Linked DNA regions of Homo sapiens: region 1 is linked to region 2. Evidence: chromatin contacts called from ENCODE Hi-C or POLR2A ChIA-PET data. All regions are on one chromosome and are shown on one strand. Each heading gives the region's core, a stretch centred on a gene start or an enhancer-like site at or near the end of the contact. The rest is flanking DNA. Distances are from core to core; before and after follow the strand shown. Region 1 overlaps SEPTIN9 (septin 9). Region 2 holds the start of SEC14L1 (SEC14 like lipid binding 1).

Evidence for each region. Hi-C counts contacts between places; a loop is a spot of excess contacts on that map. ChIA-PET counts read pairs that join two places held with the same protein, here RNA polymerase II (POLR2A). Pooled maps may share reads with other maps.
Region 1: a map of tibial artery shows a loop between it and region 2 (2.3-fold over the local background). The contact joins the enhancer-like site here to the promoter of SEC14L1 in region 2. A Hi-C loop is called at or near these places in 5 of 168 maps with a recorded cell type or tissue (B cell, OCI-LY7, ascending aorta and 2 more), 24 of 37 single-sample maps with no recorded cell type and 15 of 50 pooled maps. POLR2A ChIA-PET finds 5 or more read pairs at or near these places in 6 of 52 experiments (A549, GM12878, PC-3 and 3 more).

Annotation. Positions count from the first base shown.
Region 1 is chr17:77,314,957-77,317,656 of GRCh38, forward strand. All of the region lies in intron 2 of SEPTIN9 (septin 9), which reads left to right. Among named protein-coding and RNA genes, the nearest start is that of SEPTIN9-DT, 34 kb to the left of the region's middle. RefSeq lists enhancers at 1-232, 1,905-2,700. Within about 2 kb of position 1,280, at least 15 of the 41 ENCODE cell types and tissues checked have a DNase peak (open chromatin) inside an H3K27ac peak, as active enhancers do; they include ascending aorta, where a contact is called at or near this core.
Region 2 is chr17:77,139,714-77,142,413 of GRCh38, forward strand. SEC14L1 (SEC14 like lipid binding 1) reads left to right here and starts at 1,256. Exons shown (of 17, transcript NM_001143998.2): 1 at 1,256-1,394. It overlaps LOC105371901 (a long non-coding RNA gene), which reads right to left and starts at 1,726. Exons shown (of 5, transcript XR_934988.3): 1 at 1,643-1,726. RefSeq lists silencers at 540-749, 900-1,109, 1,120-1,569, 1,734-2,028.

The DNA.
Region 1 (2,700 bases), core at 30-2,529, 180 kb after region 2:
CTGGCTCCTACTGGGCCCCTGTGGAGCCCAGATTGTTGTGAGAAGGGGTGGGGAAAGGCAGGTGATCCGCACCTTTCACTTTTGTTTCACATGGGAACAGGGGCTTATCCTGCACACATATTCAGTTTGGAGTATGAATTTCCATGAAGAGGAAAATCTCTATTAGGCTCTGATGTCAGGATTGTCCGTGAGGGCCGGGCCGTGTTCTGGGGCAAGGACAGGAGTGGAGGGGGCAACCAGGGAAGGCTTCCTAATGGAGGAGGCATTTGATAGCATCTTGAAAAAGAAGCAGTTCCTAGGCCAAGCCAGAGACTGAAGAATGACCACCTAACTTCTTTTTTTTTTTTTTGAGATGGAATCTCGCGCTGTCGCCCAGGCTGGAGTGCAGTGGCGTGATCTAGGCTCACTGCAACCTCCACCTCCCAGGTTCAAGCAATTCTCCTGCCTCAGCCTTCTGAATAGCTGGGATTACAGGCATGCGCCACCATGCCCAGCTAATTTTTGTATTTTTAGTAGAGACGGGGTTTCACCATGTTGGTCAGGCTGGTCTGGAACCCCTGACCTTGTGATCCACCTGCCTCGGCCTCCCAAAGTGCTGGGATTACAGGCATGAGCCACTGCACCCGGCCACGACCACCTAACTTCTTTCTACAAGATGCCCCCTGGCTGACGCAAAGCAGGTTGAGTGAGTGTGACACTTCCTTCCTGTCTGTGGGTTCCGGCCTTTCCAGAGCCCGGCCAGTGCTATTGGAGACAAAGTGGCCTTCGCTCTTCCTTCCCGCCCTGCCAGGCCCAGCCTGTGCCGCTGAGCCCCACTTTGCAATTAAGAGGAGCTGTGAACCAGTGATGCTGATGTCGCAGAAAAGTGGCCAGGGGTCTATGGGGGGTGAAGGACAGGGATGCCGCCCTGAGAACTGTCTGGAAGGGGCTTTTGGGTAACAGTGCCCACTCCAGGGTGTGGGCAGGCTGGGGTGGCTGGGAGCTGGGCTCATAGGCTGGCACAACCAGAGTTTCCCAAAGCCGTGGGCCTGAGGGCCCTGCCTTCCTGGGACAGCAACCTTTGGTCCAATTTGGGAAAAGGTGGGTTAAACCAAGCCCGGCTCCCTCACTGTAGGATTACTCAGTGCGTTTAGTATGCAAATGTGCCTCTGAATCTAAGACAGGACCACAGAAACCTCTTCAGTGTTCCTCTGGAGGGAGGGACCGCGGGGGATCCACCGCAGGGGCCTGGGTCTGCACTGGCCTGGTGAAGTGCCCCCTTAGTGCTTACACCATGCGCGGTGAGAGGTTGGCCCTCGCCTCCCCCACCCTCTGCTGGCCTTACCTCACCACCTCTGCACTCGCCTCCCAGCCGGCTCATGACTAACTCCTGCCTCTTCAGAGCCAATCGGTGCTGCCAGGTTTTCCATTTCAAGTGATCCCCCGCCTGGGCCAAAATGTTTGGATTTTCAGGCACGGAGGGGAGATGGACCTCAGGCCAAACCATGCTGGGTAAAACTGAGGGTCAAGGCTGTGCTCAGCAAGTGCTCCAGCCCTGGCCGTCAAACCCATAGTGTGCACAGCGTGCAGGAGGTGGCTGGGTGAATGAACTCAGTCATAGCCCGGCCCCTCACTCGGGGCTGTTCCCAAGTTCCCACCGCCAGCCAGGCTGGGTCAGAGCCTCGTGGGGCCTTCCTGGGCTTCCCTGCCCCACAGCAGGAGTTCGTATGGAGAGTCTCGAGTGAGGTTAATGGGTTTTCTTCCTCTTCTTTTTTTTTTTTTTTAATTTGAGACAGGGTCTCACTCTTTTTACCCAGCCAGGGTGCAGTAGTGCAATTATAGCTCACAGCAGCCTCGAACTCCTGGCTTCAAGCAATCCTTCCGCCGCAGCCTCCCAAAGTGCTGAGATTACAGGCACGTGCCACCTTGCCCAGCTGGGGTTTCTGCTTTTTACTTTTTCTCTTGTTTCTAAACTCAATACAAAGAAAGATATTACATTTATAATCAGAAAAACCAACAAGGAATATTATTTCAAAATTGGAAAAGGGATTAAAGAAACAAACCAAGAAACCTCTGCGATTCCTGCCCATCGGAGTCAGTGGTTGTTAGTGGTTGGCTTAACACAATGTTTTAGGAAGAAATAGAATAACAGAAAGCAACTCCAGTGAGCTGAGCCCTGGCTCCGTCTGTGGCGCTGCATCAGTTTCCTGCAGCTGCTGTAACGAGTGGCCACAAGCTGGCTGGGTCACAACAACGCCCAGCCATCCTCTCACAGCTCTGCAGGCCACACATCCGAGATCAGGGTCACCAGGCTGAAATCAGGGTGTCCACTGGGCATAGCCCTCTGGAGGCTCTAGGGCAGGGGTTCCCAGCCCCGTGTGTCCTATTAGGAACTGGCCTGCACAGCAGGAGGTGAGTGACTGGCAAGCGAGCGAAGCTTCATCTGTATTTACAGTCACTCCCCATTGCTCGCATTACTGCCCAAGCTCTGCCTCCTGTCTGATCAGCCATGGCATTGGATTCTTATAGGAGAGTGAACCGTATTGTGAACGGCACATGTGAGGGATCTAGGTTGCGTGCTTCTTATGAGAATCTGATGCCTGATGATCTGTCACCGTCTCCCATCACCACCAGATGGGACCGTCTGGTTGCAGGAAAATAAGCTCAGGGCTCCAACTGATTCTACATTATGGTGAGTTGTATAATTATCTCATTATATAT
Region 2 (2,700 bases), core at 6-2,505:
GGTCTCGATCTCCTGACCTCGTGATCCGCCCACCTCGGCCTCCCAAAGTGCTGAGATTACAGGCGTGAGCCACCGCGCCCGGCCGGTGGATGTGATTTCTACAAACAAGCAAAAGCCAGTCAGACTGAATGTAGTGAATAATGTAGGTGACCCAGCTGGAAGATGATGGTTTGACGTGGAACACAAGGGGTGATGAGGCCATGAATGATTTGCTTGTGTGTCTGGTAAACTGGCTTTGATGGAAATTCCTAAACAGGTCCAAAAACGTTCTGTCCAATGGCAGCATGAAATGTACAGCCACTCAGGGTGACTAATGTGAACGGAACAACAGTGACTTTGACAGTGAAATTGCATGTTGGTTATAAAACCAGCTTTGCTGTGTGGGTGGGCATGCGAGGTGCCCCTTTCTAGTCATGAGCTCCTCTTAAGGACCCCAAAATGTCTCAGTGGTACCGGATTGAAAATTGGGGCTGGACGGTGCTCTCCTGCTGAAATTCGGGAGCTACTTAGCAGCCCCACCTTGGCACCCTCGTTTCCGAGGGGCAGGCCCTGGGCGCGCGTCTCAGTTTCAAGCCCGCGGCCCGACACTAGAGCCGTCTGGATGTGTTGACAAGGATGCCGCTGGGCTCCACCCGGGCTCACCCGGGCCCTCCCGAGCCCTGGGCCGCGCAGCACCGGCGTCCGCCTCCTCCCCATTACTCGGCGAGAATGCGGTCGGGGCACTGGCGCGAGCAGCCTGGTGCTCCTGAACAGTCAACAAGAAATGAGGAAGCACGGGGGCAGCCGCCAGGGCGACCAGAGGCAGGCCTCAGAGCAGCAGCCATACGGGAGGGCCCCGGTGGTTTTGACCTCCCGCAAACTTCCCTTTTCCCGCTCAGCCGAACCCCTCCCCTGCACGCCGGCAGCCCCTTGGGGCTTCACTCCGCCTCCGCCCGCTACTCGCGAAGCCCAGCCCGGCCCCGCCCCCAACAAGTGACGCAAAACTGGGAGGGGCCACGAGGACCTCGGGCACATCCAGCAGTGCGACGGGGCCGGCGCCTTCTCCGAGCTCCTCCCACGCTCGCGGGTCGGAGCTCGCGCCTGCGCAGTTCGGGCCCCGGGTGTCCTCCCCCCTCCCCTTTCTTAGCAACCATCGCCCGCTCCCGCCCCCGCTCCCTCGGCCGCGGCCGCGCACGCGCGCCCCTCCCGGCGCCCGGCCCCGCCCACCCCGTCACCCGTAACAACCACAAGTGCCGTCGCCGCGCCCCTTCCCCCTCCCGCCTCCCCGGCCCCCTCCCCGGAACCGGCGGTCGAGCTACGGTCGCGGAGCAGTGGAACCGAGACTGCCCCGCGGAGCCGCCGGTATGAGCGCCCCTCGCCACCCCGTGTCCCAGGCCCGGCCTTTCTGACAAGAGGTAGGCGCGTCGTCGCGGCGGGTCCGAGTGCGCCCTCGCCCCGGTCCCGGTCTCCGTGGAGTCCGGCGCCTCTCGGGCGGGCCCCCCGGAACTCCCGGCCGCCCGCTTGCTGAGCCTGTCCCTCCCCAGCCCCGGCTGCCATCGGCCCGGCACCCGAAACGGGCCGTGCCCCCGCCCCCCTGCTCGCCCTCCGCCCCCCTGCTCGCCCCTCGCCGCCCCTCGCCCCCCTCCCCCGCCCCCACCCCCACCTCGCCAGGCTTCCAGTTCCCGGGAGCCGCTTTTTGCTGAGAGCGGAGTTTCGGGTCCGGAGCCAGTGCCCGCCCCTCTCTCCCGTCGGTCGGGGCTTTGGCCCCGTGGGGCTCAGCCGCGCGGGACCCCTGCTGAGCAGCCCCGGGCGCCGGCCGCCCCTCGAGCCTGCTCGGGATGCGTTCAGTGGGTCTGGCCTTTGGCTCCTGTTTAAACAGCGATTGTCATGCAATGGAGGCCGTCCGGCTCCTGGATGCCACTTGGTCGTTGTCACTCCGGATGCCCGCGTAGGGCGTTTATCTGGACCAGAGCATCGGCAGCTGAGACCTGGCTGTGGTTCACAAGCTCGTGAATTAGCAGGTTCTTAAGTGAGTGTAGCCAGTTCTGCCAGGCGGTGGAATCCTGAATGGATGTTACCGTTTCTTAAACGAGCATTACGCTTTTTTGCTTCTTCCCCCAACTCTTGTTTGTACCCGGTTATCGTCCTCATATCTGGGAGAGTACCCTAAAATTAATATTCCCAATTAAATTTTTAAAAGATGATTGGATTCCCACTGTGCACCAACACTGTAAGGTTTGCAAAAGAAAAAGAACGTGGTCCCAGCACATCAGGATGTGTCAGTCGCATAATCAAGATGAATATTAGAAAAGCTTCAAGTTGAGTTTGGAGAACTTGGGAGTTTGGCTCTCATTCTCATGGTTTTAGAGGTGGAAGTCTTTCAAGATCATCTCCCCGAAAACCTCATTTTACAGAGATGAAACTGAGTCCTAGGGAAGTCAAATGGCTTACTCGTGGTCACCCAGAGTCATTCCTTAGCCGTTTTCACACTGTCAGATGGCGATGTTTTCCACCATGACCTCTCCTCTGAGAGGTATGCCAGACATACCAGAGAAAGTTCCAAACCTGTTTAAACCTTAGTACTATAGATGGGAATTCTATACCAGGCGCCGTGACTCATGACTATAATCCTAGCACTTTGGGAGGCTGAAGTGGGCAGATCCCTTGAGCCCAGGAGTTTGAGACCAGCCTGGGCAACATGGGGAAACCTTCTACAAAAAA